2 separate regions of the Mus musculus genome follow, and region 2 is linked to region 1. A link is a loop called in an ENCODE intact Hi-C map of the cell type or tissue named here. Cell type or tissue: heart. All regions are shown on one strand. Links, peaks and the distances in the headings refer to the core of each region. The heading gives the core; the rest is flanking DNA.

Region 1 (7,659 bases), core at 1,932-5,931:
ACTGCTGAGCCATCTCTCCAGCCCCACCAATAACTGTTTTTTTTTTTTTTTTTTTTTTTTTTGGTTTTTCGAGACAGGGTTTCTCTGTATAGCTCTGGCTGTCCTGGAACTCACTTTGTAGACCAGGCTGGCCTCGAACTCATAAATCCACCTGCCCCTGCCTCCTGAGTGCTGGGATTAAAGGCGTGCGCCACGCCCAGCCTCACCAATAACATTTTTTTAAAAAGATTTATTTATTATTATATGTAAGTACACTGTAGCTGTCTTCAGACACTCCAGATGAGTCAGATCTTGTTACAGATGGTTGTGAGCCACCATGTGGTTGCTGGGATTTGTACTCTGGACCTTCAGAAGAGCAGTCGGGTGCTCTTACCCACTGAGCCATCTCGCCAGCCCACCAATAACATTTTTAAAAGTGTATAACAAGTATCATATTCTCTTTTCTCTCGTACATGCTCTTCTGTTCAGAGCTTTTCCAGACTATGTAAAATCAAAACAAAATAAAAAGCAAGGCAACATGCATTATACATGACACACTGCTGTTTCTGCCAGCTTCAGATGCCCCAAAGGAGGGCTGTAAACACCTTATGAATATGACCCATTCAAAACTGCAAAAACTACAACCGGCAAGATGTTTCCTTTGGTTTCAAATGCTTGCTACCCAGGCCTGAGAACTTGAATTTGTTCCCAAAGCCCACATTAATGTGGACGAACTGACTCCATAGGGTTGTCACACATTTGCTGTGCCCACACAACATTTCACACACATACACACTAAATATTTTAAAGGTATTTTTAGAAGACAGATGACATATTTGTTACTGTGTGTATGTAGGTCAGGGGACAACTTATGAAAGTCAGCTCTCTCCTTTAATCACGTGGGCTCCATGGATTGAACTCAGGTTGTCATGGAGAGCAAAAGCCCCTACTACTAGATAGATGAACTATCTAGCCATGCTCCCCAACCTCCATTTTAAGACAGGGTCTCACTATGTAGCCCTGGCTGGCCTGGAATACATTATGTAGATCAGGCCTCCAACTCGGAGATTAAGTTGCTTCATCTCATGTGATTAAATGCATGTGCCACCAAACCATGTCTCTCATTCTATTTTTAATGCAAAAAGGTGGTGGTGGAGGAGGGGGAGCTGGAATGATGGCTCCGTGGTGAAGAGGACTTGAGTTCAATTCCCAGTACGCACATGGTAGCTCATAGCAGTCTGCTAACTCTGGTTCCAGCGGATCTGAACCCTTTGACCTCCACAGGTACCAAGCACATTACGTGGTACACATGAATATAGGCAAAACCCTCATATATGTAAAAGTAAATCTTTTAAAATACCTTAGCCTGGGGAGAGAGTTCACAGGATAGTGTACTTGCCACACAAGGGTGAGGATCTCAGTTCAGATCCCCACAAGCCTTATAAATGTGCTTAAGTACTCACACTGTTGTTAGGTCGCAAAGAGATCCAGAAGATGTCTCACCCACCCCTACCTCTCCTCCAGCCTGTCATCTCTATGTAAGTACCATTTTGGATACAAGCCACTTTGCTCTCTTGGTCCATGACTCCTCTCTTGCCAGGATCCATACACACATCAAACGCACAATTTTCACATGTACTGTTTTTGTGAGCATGTGTGGGCATGTGAAGCAATGTGCATGCAGAGGTTGGAGAATAGCCTGCAGGAGTTGCTTCTCTCCTACATATGCTTTCCAGGGATAGAATTCAGGTCCTCAGGCTTGGAGCCAAGCTCCCTTACTTATTTCCTGAGCCATCTTGCCAGCCCAAATATTTTAAGTTTGAAAGATTGCTGTTATAAGTCCTGGGTCACCTGAGACTACACAGAGAAATCCTATCTTAAAAACAAACAAATTGCTGTAGTTCTGCATTGGAATAATTCATTCTCATCCTATCTCTTGGGCACCCAGTTCCTTAATCTTATTTTGGGAGGAAAGTCTGTATGAATGCACAACGTTTAAACATGCGGGTTGAGGAGATGGCTCAAGAACAGGATGACTTGGGTTGTTTGGTTTTTTCTTGGTTTTTCGAGACAGGGTTTCTTTGTGTAGCCCTGGCTGTCCTGGAACTCACTCTGTAGACCAGGCTGGCCTCCAACTCAGAAATCTGCCTGCCTCTGCCTCCAAAGTGCTGGGATTAAAGGCGTGCAGCACCACGCCCGGCTTTAGGACAGTTTTGCATGTACAGAAAAATTGTGAAAGTTGCTAGGTACACTCAGCCCATACTAGTCTGAGACACAATTTAAAAACAATTTTGTTTATAGATTGCATTCCTACAGTTGGATCTCTGTATATGCTCAGTATAGGTAAGGCAAGGACTGGGGATAGGCTGTACAGTACAGATTAACTCAGCTGAGCTGGCTCAAACACTGCTCATGCCAAAAAGACTTGTCCTGGAGAGATCTGAGGCCTTGGATTGTCCTGCTGGTAAATGTTATCCATCTGCCTGATTAATGATTATCACTATCAATTTGACTTCTGGGGAGGGAAACTCCTTTGTGTGTGTGCTCTCTGCCTACCAACCGGCTCCCAACCCTAAGCAACTCTGGTATTTTGATGTATTATACACAGATGCTGGGAACTATTTCCTATGGGATTCCATCGGGGTCAGTGGTGAAGTTAATAGAAACTGGAAGAAACGCTATTGAAGAGGATCTGTCTCTTGCTCGTTCCGTGACAAGCATTTACCGAGCACCTCTTTGGATGCAGTGCAGAAGTTACAAGGTTGGTTCCCTCATGTTTCATATATATGAAACACACACAAACGTACATACATATTTGTGTATCTGTGAGAATGTGCATGTGAACAGAAGTGCCTGTGGAGCCCAATGGCAATGATTCTCTGGAGTTACAGAAGCCTGACATGGGTTCTTGGGAAAGAAACTGGGTCCTTTGCAGGAGCAAGTGGTCTTTACTAAGCCATCCCTCCAAGTGCTCATGAGCATTCTAAGTGTGCAGGCTGTGGTTGAACTAATTAGTAAACAGATCAACAAGGAAATGCAAGTGGGCCTCCTGACCAATTCTAGTTGCACAAAAACCTACCTCCATTCCCAAAGACTTACAGCTGAGCCTGCTCAGCCATGCAAGGAAACACAGGGAGGCACGCCAAGTAACCTACAGGACATTAAACCTGGTGGAAAAGACTCATTTTTTCTTTCCGGTTTTTCGAGACAGGGTTTCTCTGTATAGCCCTGGCTGTCCTGGAAAAAGACTGATTTTTATGTGATGGTGCAAACTGTATTCCCAACAGAGGCAGCCTGTTATACTACACTGCTATGCAGGCCAGTGAGGGAAGGGACAGCAGGGTTCAAATCCTCAGCACCCACAGGAGAAAGCCAGTCATAGCGGAGATCGGGATCAGCATACGCCTTTAATCCCAGGAGACAGGAGGATCCGAGTTCCAGGCCAGCCTGGTCTGCATAGTGAGTTTCAGGACAGCCAGGGCAACAGACACTGAACCTGTCTCATTAAAATCGATAAAAATTAAGCTCAATAGTGGCAGCATATGCCTTAAATCCCAGCACAAGAGCCAGTTCCAGGACAGGCAGAGTTACACTGAGAAAACAAAAAATTGTTTACAAAGCTAGTCATGGACTAACAAGATAGTTTAGTGAAAGCAGGGCGTGGTGGCACACACCTTTAATCCCAGCACTTGGGAGGTAGAGGCAGGTGGATTTCTGAGTTGGAGGCCAGCCTGGTCCACAAAGTGAGTTCCAGGACAGTCAGGGCTACACAGAGAAACCCTGTCTCGAAAAACAAAAAAAAGCTTAGTAAAAGGAGCTTGCCCTCAAGGCTGGCAACCTGAGTTTGACCTCCAGAATCCACCTAAAAGTATAGGAATAAAACCATGTATTGTCCTCTGACCTCCCCATGTGCAAACTGATTCATGGACAACAGAGCCAGATGCTGCCACACAGCTGTACTGTACTCCCAGCACAAAGGTGGGCAGAGACAAGCTGGGGGTTGCTGACTTCCGAGCCTAAATCCAATTCAATGGGACTGTCTTAAAAGGAACAATCAGGACACCATCCTCCTCTGACCTCCTGCATGTACCACATTGGCTTTTTTACATTCATTTGAGTCCTAAGTCTGCATGTACACCTGTGTGCCAGAAGAGGGCATCAGATCCCATTATAGATGGTGTGATCCAAAGCTGAATACTGAGAAATGAGGTCAGAACTCTCTGGAAGAGCAGCCAGTGCTTAACTGCTGAGCCTTCCCTCTAGCCCCTACACATGCTTTTTCAAAGAGGGTGAATTCACCTTATTTACACCCCAATAAAAATGAGTATAAGTTAAAAAAAATATTTTCCCGTCGATAGGTCAACAGGGTGGACTGCTGCCAAGAACGCTATGCTCACCAGCATCTCAAAACATAAGGGTCTCAGTTCACTTCAGTGAGCTGAGCCAGGGTCTATCAGTGGGGAGAGAGGTGCCATGAGTTAAACTTGGGTTAAAAATAGTTCAAGGGGGGGCTGGCAAGATGGCTCAGTGGTTAAGAGCGTCGACTGCTCTTCCGAAGGTTGTGAGTTCAAATCCCAGCAACCACATGGTGGCTCATAACCATCCATAACGAAATCTGATCCCCTCTTCTGGAGTATCTGAGGACAGCTACAGTGTACTTACATATAATAAATAAATCTTTAAAAAAAAAAATAGTTCAAGGGGCTGGAAATGGCAACAGTTAAGAGCAATGACTGCTCTTTCGAAGGTCCTGAGTTCAAATCCCAGCAACCACATGATGGCTCATAGCCATCCATAATGAGATCTGATGCCCTCCTTTGGTGTGTCTGAAGACAGGTACAGAGTACTTACATATAATAAAATCTTAAAAAAAAAAAAAAAAAAGAAAAGAAAATAGTTCAAGTCGGACTGGAATGGACAATGATCCAGTTGGGACCAAAGCCCAGGCAGCACTTTGGCCTGAGTTGTGTAGCAGCGACAAAAATCCAGCAAAAATGGTATGGGTACTATTTTGCATGTGAGCCTCAAGTTTTCCAGGAAATGCTAGTACTGGCTGGAAGGGGCAAGAAATGGCCACTGAGTCCCTCAGTACACCTGTATACTCACTTTACTTACCCACCCACCCAGATAGACTTACAATGGCTGATTTCTGAGATGTGGTCGTCTCTATAGCCCTGGGTATTCTCGGAGTTGCTTTATAAACAAGGCTGGCCTTAGTCACCTGCTTCAGCCTACCAGAATGCTGAGATTACAAATATAAAGGACATGCATTTGGTAAACACTAGACTTTGTTGACATTTTCTAAGGTCAGCAATTCACACTGAAATTCTACTGCAGCAGCACAAAGTCCCAGCTGACACCCACCAGAATGTTTCCTTCAGGAGTATCACTGTTTCACACATCAGAGCATCTGATAACTGAAGACTTCACTCTGAAACCGGGTATTGAACCTCCCATTTCCTTCTTATAAGGAGGCTTGTCAACTGAAGGGTGGGGGCCTTATCTGGGTCAGTGGACTAAGACCTGGTGAGACAGCCTCAAGCTCAGGATATCTGACAGTGTCAGCAGCTAAGAACCCTGAAGTCATTTACCCTCACTCCTGTTTCCACAGGAATCAACTGAATGTCCTGCACAAGCCGCTCTCACTCCTGTTGGTACCCAGATGGCCCTGAACAGCTTCTATCCCCAACAACCCTCACTCCAGATGAACAAGTTCTAATAGCTTTGATAGCACAACTAAAGACAGCGCAGAGCCACAGCTCAATGAGCACAAAACATTTTGGAGGCCTAATGGAAGTCAGTGGACTCTTTATTGCTTCGGGCGTGTGGGGCTCAGGAGCTCTTGGTGGGGCGGGTCCGTTTCCTCTTCACCACCACAGGCTTCTGGCTTCGAAGGATGGCACTGGCCCTGCGGATGGCCGCCTGAGGACAGGACAAGGAACTTAGCTCACAAACTCAAAAGACACTCCCATTTACTGCTGCTTGTTTCCTAGGACTCCGGGGAGGCAGGGTGTGTGTGTGTGTGTGTGTGTGTGTGAGTGATCAAAAGTCCCGAGTCTAGCTCCAGCTAGGCAGAGCCAAGCACCCAGGCCTGCATGCAGCCCCTCAGGTTTAGTACCAGCTGCCCCCCTGCCTTAAGTACCCATCCATTACTCACCATACGCAGATCAGGGCGGTACTTGTTCTTTCGGATCATGTGTCTGATGCTGCTGAGGGTAGCCCGAGCATTCTTGTTGATGGTGGTCCTCACATAAGAAGTGGCAGGTTTTCGCTGACCTGGTAAGGAAAGCCTAGGAATCAGTCCATCTGCATGAGCCCTTCAGAGCATCTGCCTGATGGAACACAGAGCCTCTCTGAAGACCATGCTCACCCCATCTTCCCTCCAGCCCATTCAGTACATCCCTTAGGTGACTGTCACAGGTAAGTCTTAAAGCCCGGGAAAATCCCATCCCTCTTTAGGAACCTCCCAGATACAGGAGGGACATAGCGCATGCACTTAATCCAAGCACTCAGGAAGCAGAGGCAGGTGGATCTCTGAGTTCTAGACCAACCTGATGTAGAGTTCCAGGACATTGAGGTCTACATAGAGAAACTGTACTTAAGTTTCTCTCTACACTTCTTAATTTAAAGATCACCTTACACAGCCGGGAAGTCAGAGGAAGGGCAGTTCTGGACCCTGGAAAAAGGGAGCGCTATCGTGTGCAAAGGCTCACCGGATCTGCGTTTCATAACTACCACGACCCCTTTGCCATCGGCGGCCGGCTCCACTCCGACGGTCTTGCGGTGAATTAGCCCGTTGTAGCGGAAGGAGTTTCGGGCTTTCAGATTATTTGGCTCCTGGGGAATAGGTGTACACGATGTTAAGTTAAGGCCCGGAGGCTCCGATACGCAAAAGAGCCACAGTGCCCCTCACACGCGGGCCCGACTCACCGTGCTGTACGTCTGCTTATTCCTCTTGATCAAGAAACTGGAGCAGTTCCGGACGACCATCCACTGCAGATGCGCGGACATGGCGGCGGCTGGGGAGAAGCCGGGGGGGGGGGGGGTGTGAAAGATGTCAGAAAGAAGCAGGCCGTGGACAGGCGGCTGGGTAAGCGGCAGCACCGTTGGGAAAAAGCGAGCAAGAGCTTTACACGGCCGAGGAAAGGGTGAGCAAAGGAGGCAGGCCGAGCTAACACCGCGGAGACTTAGAAGGGGGAAGGGACGCTGAGGCCCCACTTCCGGTGGGGAATGAGGGCAGCGAATGGTGCTTGGGTACAAGGAGAGAAAGCCCAGGCAGGAGACCGAGGCCGTGGGAGCGAGATGGCGGCCACGCGGGACGGACAGAGGCCTCACACTCACCTCCTCTCCCTATGGCGGCCGGAGACGGAAAGAGAGACACGAGAGGCGGGACGACACCTTTAAAATGGCAACGCATTTCCGCTTCCTCCCGTGGCGCGCCTGAACTCGGCTACCCAGCTTCCTCTGGGCCTTGGGTTCCGCCTCCGAGTCTTTTTGACTCGGGAACCTTCGGAGCTCTTCGTCTGAAGGTCCCGGCGAGTTCTCGCGGTGCGTACCGTGATGAGGCGCCGGGGTGGGGTAGGAAGTTTTCGGAACTCGGTGACTCGGTTTTCGTGAGGATCCAAAAGCAGAGAGAGTTCCTAGAGCTATGTTCCCATCGCATCACCCTGATCTGTTCAG
Region 2 (7,659 bases), core at 1,419-5,418, 350 kb after region 1:
ACCTGGCCTTAAAGTCATAATCTAGGTCCTTTTTTTGAGGACTGCAGACTCATCTCTTCCATCTATGCAATGTCACCCCAAAATCAAGCTGCCACCTCCTCCCCACTTTAGATGCATCTCTGCCTTCTGCTTCTTGCCTAGTTCTTCTCACATTTGGAAGCACCCTTCCTGGCCAGCGGTGTGTCCTGCCTCCCTGCCCAGGCCTCCTCTGCCCTCTCCAGGGTTGCCTCCAGCCTATCTTTGCCCAGGCTCTGTGGTCCTGGCAGGCAACATCACCAACTCTCCTTTTTTTTTTTTTTTGTCTTTCTTCTTTCCATCCCCAGTCCTCCTTTCTCACCCAGCCTTGGTTCCTCCATCTCTCGCCTCTCTTCTCTTCTCTGGGTTATTGGAACATGAGTGGAGTGCTTGGTGTGTGGTATGTTAGATTTACGAGGCAGCTTAAAGAGACAGGGTACTGGCCTCGACAGACTGGACTGTTTATTTCTAACAGTCAGGGGCTGATACATCAGAAAAGGGGTCTGCCAAAAAAGGGAAGGGATACTTGGAGTTTATATGGGAGGTTTGGAACATGGGACGTTAACACAGCTTCAGGTAGCCAAATGCTAAGTCTGCAATTCCTCCTGGAATTGTTTGTCCAGACAAGGCTATTTTATGTTTAGAAGCCGCCTTGCCCCAGCTATCAGGATGTGGATCATAGTGGGAGACTGAGTTTGGCAACTCAGTGATGGGAAAGGGGTTGGAGTTTCAACATAGGACCTTTGTCTGGGTCTGACAGAGTTTGCTCAAGGTTTATTCTAACAAGATGTACTGATAAACAGAATATGTGTTTTACCAGCTGTGGCCATGTAACAAATGACTTCATTATCCAGTAGCTTCAAACAAGGGCCTCTCTGGGAGCTGAGGATCTAGCTCAGTTGGTAGATTGCTTGTCTACCATTCATGAACAAAGCCATGGGTTTGATTCCCAGTACTGTGTTAAATAGGTAAGTTTTCCTAGCACTTAGAATGCTCAGTCAGGAACCACAGTGTTAGCATGTTAACGTTTCTTCTAGGCTCCACCCAGCAGTTACCTAGCAACAGTCAGGTATGAGAGCCTGGCTTCCTATAAAAAGACTGGGCTTTCTGGAGCTCTGACTCCTACTTCTGATCTCTCCCCCTGACCCCTTCCCCCATTCTCTCGACATGTGTTCTTGGTCAGCCTCTCCCTTCCCCTTCCCTTCCCCCTCCCCCTCCTTCTCTCCTCCTCCTCCTCTTCCTCCTCCTCCTCCCTCTCTCTTTCCTCTCTGCTCTTTTTATCTGTCTCTACTCCTTTCTCAACTCCCCTTCTCATGCCCCCAAATAAACTCTATTTTATACTAGACCCATTGTATGGCTGGTACCTCAAGGGGTGGGGATGCCTCAGCATGGGCCTGCTGAGGCACCCCCTCCTGCTGCATCATACCTTGTTTTACAAAACATATCACCCAGCACTGTACAAACCAAATGTGGTGGGTAGAGTGGGGTGGAGGCAGGAGAATTGGGAGTTCAGGGTCATCCTCAGCTACACAGGGAGTCTGAGCCACACTTTCAAAAACAAGGGTTGGAGGTGGAGGGAGGAAGAAAGGAAAGAAGGGAGGGAGGGAGGGAGGGAGGGAGAGAGAGAGAGAGAGAGAGAGAGAGAGAGAGAGAGAGAGAGAGAGAGAGAGAGAGAAAGGTAGGGAGGAAGTGAGGGAGGGGAGGAGGGACTGAGAGAGACCTTTTCTGGATGTCTTGAAACTTCTGCCCTGGGAAATCAGAGGACCCTATGGAGGACTACTCTCAGCACCTGGGACAGCACCCAGTGTGCACCATTTTTTTTTTTTCTTGACAATATCAATCTTGGCAAAGGGTGCAGAGTCAACCTGAAGTGCACAGAGACATTCCACCCACCTTGGGTGTGTCTCGGAATTGGACAGGAGGTCTTCAAAAGCAGAACTTTGCTTGCATCTTCCTCTTTGTAATAACCGCGTTCTAGGCAGCCCATGTTCTGGAACTCACTATGGAACAGGTTCTTGTAACAAATGCCTTCTTGACATTTTCTTTTTTTCCAAATTGCATGGTAGGGGCTGGCAAACTGTCTCTCTGCTTGTTTTCCACATAAAGCTTTATTGCAACATAGATGCAGTGGTTTGTTTGTGCATCGTCTGTGTCTGCTTCCTGCTTCTGTGGAGGAGTGGCTGCAATCCCAGGGCAGTTGAGAGGACTAAGAGCATTCTCAGTAGGAGTCTGTTCTAGGAGTAGATGATTTTAGGCTGAATGCACTCAAGGTTGTCCTCAACTACATAGTGAGTTAGAGACCAGCCTAGACTACAAGAGGCCCTGTTTCCAAACAAACAAACAAAACAAAAAATGTAGCACCCACTGTGGTTTTTCTGCTTGTCTTCTTCTTACCATTTTAGTCAGATGAAACACCATGATCAAAGCAAGTTGAAGAAGAAAGGATTTATTGACTTACATGTCCATATCATGTTCATCATCATAGGAAGTCAAGACAGGAACTCAAACGGGGCAGGAACCGGGAGGGAGGAGCTGATGCAGAGGCCGTGAAGGAGTGCTGCTGGCTGGTGTGCTCTCAACATTCTTATCTTCTAAGCTTCCACAGAGCAGCCCACTAAGCTCTCAACACTCAAAGGCCCAGAGTTCCAAGGTTCTTTCACAATCCTCCCTGAAACACATGGTCAGGTCTGTCACAGCAACACCCAACTCCAGGTGCCAATTTTCCAACCACGGTCTTTCCAAGTCCATTGTTTCACTGTCATTGGAGTGTCATTCTTCAGGATTCTGGTACACACTGAAGACCAGCCTCTTGGACTGAACAACTACTGAATTCTTTGGTCATTGGTAGACAGCCATTGTTGGACTAGCTGGATCACAGCCTGTAATCCTTTCTAATTATCCTCTTCCTCCCCAACTCGCTTTTGGTCATGGTGTTTTATCATAGCAATAGTAACCCTAACTAGGACACCTCCTCACATTTGTGGTAGATGAAGGCTCTCAGACATTTGAAAAACACTCTTTTTAAATGAAAAGTTATTTATTTATCTTATGTGTGAATGTTGTACCTGCTTGAGTTGTCTCTGAGCCATTTTTGTGCAGTGCCTGGGAAGGCCAGAAGAGGGCGTCTGAATCCCTGAAACTGGAGTTAGACATGGTTGTTGGGTGCTGGGGTCCTCTGCAGCAGCAGCAAGTGCCACTGACCTACCTTTCCAGTCCCAGGAGAATCAGCCTTTACTGTTACTGTCAGGGAAACTGTGTGGTAAGGATTGAATTCAGTAGCTGTGCTTGGAACACAAGAGGTGTTAAGTAAGTTGCAAGAAGTTGTGAGTGAGCACTCACAAGTGCACACTAAGGCCAGTTGTTCTTTTTTTCTTTTGGAATGACCAATCATTTCCTAAGTATAACTTCTTACAAAGGGAATGTCTGGGTCAATAGTATACACGGATCATCCTGTGACAGGTGTCTGACTAGACTTTCAGGAACACCAGATAATTGACTCCCACCAACAGGGAGTTTCCCCTGATCCTTGCCAACACTGAATATTTATTATAATGTTGCCAATCTGATAATTGAAAAATATTTATCTCCTTGTCACCTTCATGAAGACAAACAGGTGTCAAGTGTGCTGACATTTTCTAGTGACAGGATGTATTTGTCCACTGTCTATAGCCTTTTTCCTAACTTCCTTTCTTTTCCTTCCTTCCTTCCTTCCTTCCTTCCTTCCTTCCTTCCTTCCTTCCTTCCTTCCTTCTGTCCGTTCGTCTGTTTGTCTGTCTGTCTTCCTTTCCTCCTCTCCTGCTTCTAGACACTAACACTTTAGTATGTTTTAAATATATTATTCTTTCCTTTTGGTGTATAAGTGTGTGGACACATACATGCCGTGGTGGAAGGTCAGAGGACAACTTTTGGGAGTTGATTTTATCTTTCCACCATGTTCTAGGAATCAAACACAAGTTGCAAAGCTTGTATGACAAGTGTCTCTACCCCATGCACCATCTCACTGTTGTTTTAAAGCCAGTATCCTTCTTTTCCTTCAAATCCAATGGTCCAGGTCTCAGTTTCCTCCCTCAGATCCAAAGCCCACACCCCAGACTTCCACTCTTAAACACAAGAGTCCAAATCCTACCCTTCTCCCTCAGACTCAGGAATCTATACTTCACCCTCCTCCCTCAGACCCAGGGGTCCAGGTCCCAGCCTTCTTCCCTCCTTCACAAGGCCTACACAGAAAGTGCTACCATTAACTATTATTTAGAGGAGAAAAACCATGGTTCATTCTACAGGGTCTCGATGTCTGGAAATGGAAATGCTTGGTACCAAACTATCTATCTATCTACTTTATTTATTTTCTTCCTCCCAGATAGTATTCTTCTGCATGGATCTGGCTTCCTAGAACTCCCTCTGTAGAACAGGCTGGCCACAAACTTATGGGTTTGCCTGCTCCTGTCTCCGTAATGCTGGGATTAAACGCGAGCACCACTACCACCCAGCTACTATTTTTTTTATTTCTTCCTTCTTTCCTTCCTTCTTTCCTTCCTTCCTTCCTTCCTTCCTTCCTTCCTTCCTTCCTTCCTCCCTCCCTCCCTCCCTCCCTCCCTCCCTCCCCCCCTCTTTCTCTCTCTCTCTCTCTCTCTCTCTCTTTTTCTTCCCGAACTTCAGGACGCCCTTGGATTGGTTGAGTGTGATGACATTTGATCTGGTAGCTGACACGCCTGTCAACCTCGGCCGCATTCCATCTCCAGAAACTACGTTTCCCAGCATTAAGTGCGCCATGGGCCTACTTCCTAAAGCCCCGCCTCCACATCTGGTCACTCCCCATAGCCGGGTTCTGGTGGCTGTGTGATTCCACGTTCACGCTACTCGAGCGCACGTGGGTTCCTGGGCAGCGCGTTCGTCCGCGGAGTGGCCTGGAGTGCAGACCCACGGACACCCTTTTCCCCAGCCTGGGATGAGCCGCTTTCTGCTGCCGGTGTCCGTAGTGGGCACGGTGATCGGCGGCACCGTGCTGCTCAAGTGAGTCTGCGCGTCTTCTCTGCGCGCTTGGTGGTAGGTTTGCGACAGGGGAATGCCAAACAAGGCCAGAGAAGTATCCCTTGTCCTAAGTCCTCGGACGAATTCTTCCCGCTCACTAGTATGGCTTTTCCGGGAGAGGAGGGCGGGTCACCTCTTCAAGGTCACCTAGGGAGAAGGGGTGGAGCATGGATCTTGTGCTCATTTTATCTCTGGACCACTCCTTCTCTACCCTTTCCTCTTTGCCCAGCCTGTTTGCCTCCCCTTCCTTCCTTTCTTCCCTTTCCTCTCCTCCCCCGTCCTTCTTTCCTTCCTTGCGTTTTTCAGACTGGGTCTCACCATGAAGCCTTGGCTGGCCTGGAACTCGTTATATTGACCAGGCTGATTTTGAATTCACGAGAGATCTGCCTCTGCCTCCTGAGTGCTGGGACCAAGGACATGCGTGTCTGTCACCGCTAACAGCTTACATGAGGTGTTTCCCTCCCCGCCCCCCCCCCCCCCGCATGTATGCATATGCTATGCTTTCGGAGGTTAAAAGAAGATGTTAGATCCCGTGGAACTGGAGTTATTGTGAGTCACCGTGTGGGGTGCTGGGAGCTGATCCTGGGTCCTCTGTAAGAGCAGCAGTGCTCTTACTGCTGAGACATCTCTCCAGCTTCTTGATGTATACACACCCGCTTCCCAATCATTGTTCTCCAACTTCCATGGACCCCTTCTGACACATGCTCCTTCCAACGTCATGCATTCTGTCTGTCTGTCTGTCTATCCATCCATCCATCTATAGACAAGGCAGCATGTAGCCTAGGCTGGCCTTGAGCTTGCTCTGTAGTCGAGGATGATGACCTTAAATTCCTGGTATTCCTGCCATTGCCTCCTGAGTACTGGGCTTGCAAGTGTGTACCACCACTTCTGGCTATTGTCTTTTGTTTTTATAAAAGTATGAATAAATGATTGTTACCTCTTGGAGATGTTCCAACGTATAATCCTTTTCTGAGGCCATGACGAGGACTCCCGTGTGTTTGGGTGCTTTGGTGATGGATGTGAGCTTACGAGTGCTTTGCCCCAGCTCATAAATCTTGAGGCAGGCACGAGGCAGACAGAACTCACTGTGCTGTTTCTCACCTTCAGGGACTATGTCGCTGGTGGGGCTTGTCCCAGCAAGGCCACCATACCTGGGAAGACTGTTATCGTGACAGGAGCCAACACAGGCATCGGGAAACAAACTGCTTTGGAGCTGGCTAAAAGAGGTAAGAGCAGCCCCTGCTCTGGGGTTTGAAGAGTTATGTGCACACTGTTGTGTGCACAATGTTGTGTATGGCAGCCTTGTTTATAATACCTCGAAGGCAGAAGCATTCCAGGTGTCAATTTGCAGACAAATAAACAGAATACGGCTCATCCATACAGTGGAATATTACTATGCTTTCAAAAGGAAAGGAATTCAGACATGCTTCTGTGTGATGATTCTACAGGATGTTGTGCTAAGTGAATAAAGGCAGACACCACACACACACACACACACACACACACACCCCAACAGCTACATAATTCACATTCTCAAAACTATCCAAAACCAAACCTGTTTTTATTATGTAGTGTGTGTATGTTGGGCTGGAGTGGGTCTGAGTTTGCCATCTGTGTAGACAACCATGGAAGCTGGTTTTCTCCTTCTGCTCTGTAGGTCCTGACATTGAACCCTGGTCCTCAGACTTAGCAGTAAGTGCTGTGGCCTGTTGAGCCAATTGCCAGCCTCAGTATTTGCATATCTTGATATGTTTGCTTTGTGTGTATAGGGGGGAGGTGGGTACACATGTGCATATGCGTGCACATCCTTGTGGAGGACAGAGGATAGCCTCTGGTGGCATTTCTCAGAACAACAGTAGCATATTTCCATACGTCCTTCGAATGTTTTCGTCTTCCCACACGCCTTTAGAATATTTTCATAACAGCTCCTCTTCCCCCAAATCTCCTAGCTCCAGGAAACCTGCATCCTTTCTCTTTGTGGATTTACCTATTCTGGACATTGCATATAAATGAATGCATGTATGAATGTCTGACTCACTGAGTGTAGAGTTTCCAGGTCCATTCACCTTGTCATATGTCAGTACATTACTACAGTTATGGCTGAAGAGTATGCTATGGCCTGGATAGACTGCAGTTGGTTTATGTATTGATTAGTGGGTGGACATTTGCTATTTTGTGTGTGTGTGTTTTGAGGATTGAACCCACGGTGTCTTGTTTGCTAGGCAGGTGGTTTACTACTGAGCCACACCCCAGCCCCTCACTGGGGGATTCTAGGCAGGTGGTCTACCACTGAGCCATGCCCCAGCTTCTCATGTGGGGATTGTGGACTCTACCACTGAGCCACACCCTCAGTTCTTCACTGGGGGATTCGAGGCAGGTGCTCTGCTGCTGAAGTACCTCCTCAGCCCTGTTTTGACTTTTTTGAGACAGGTTCTTACCAAGTTGCCCAGGCAGGTCTTGAACATACTTTGTAACCTAGGCAGGCCTTGAACTTGCAATCCTCTTGCCTCAGCCTCCAGAGTCACTGCCATTCGAGGTCTACATCACCAAGCCTGGGAGTAATTGAGTTCCCATCTTTTGGCTATTGACTATGTTACTGAGAACACTGTGTGCAGG

What was found. Hi-C counts contacts between places; a loop is a spot of excess contacts. Peaks named below come from ENCODE experiments on the same cell type or tissue, not always from the same donor. Only the 100,000 strongest peaks of a DNase experiment are listed, where the experiment ranks them.
Region 2: it touches region 1 in a loop (2.1-fold over the local background); 2 of 42 quality-filtered maps call a loop at or near these places.

What each region holds. Positions count from the first base shown.
Region 1 is chr7:4,792,660-4,800,318 of GRCm38, reverse strand. Rpl28 (ribosomal protein L28) reads right to left here and starts at 7,354. Exons shown (of 5, transcript NM_009081.2): 1 at 7,321-7,354; 2 at 6,910-6,998; 3 at 6,693-6,816; 4 at 6,137-6,255; 5 at 5,772-5,901. The coding sequence starts at 6,990. The coding sequence ends at 5,812. In heart, for the core only: a CTCF peak has its summit at 4,118 (motif pointing right); no DNase peak of the experiment used is centred there; H3K4me3 peaks cover 436 bases.
Region 2 is chr7:4,442,813-4,450,471 of GRCm38, reverse strand. It overlaps Rdh13 (retinol dehydrogenase 13 (all-trans and 9-cis)), which reads left to right and starts at 4,815. Exons shown (of 7, transcript NM_175372.4): 1 at 4,815-5,025; 2 at 6,151-6,269. The coding sequence starts at 4,961. In heart, for the core only: a CTCF peak has its summit at 3,134 (motif pointing right); a DNase peak (open chromatin) is centred at 4,781; H3K4me3 peaks cover 1,226 bases; H3K27ac peaks cover 1,204 bases.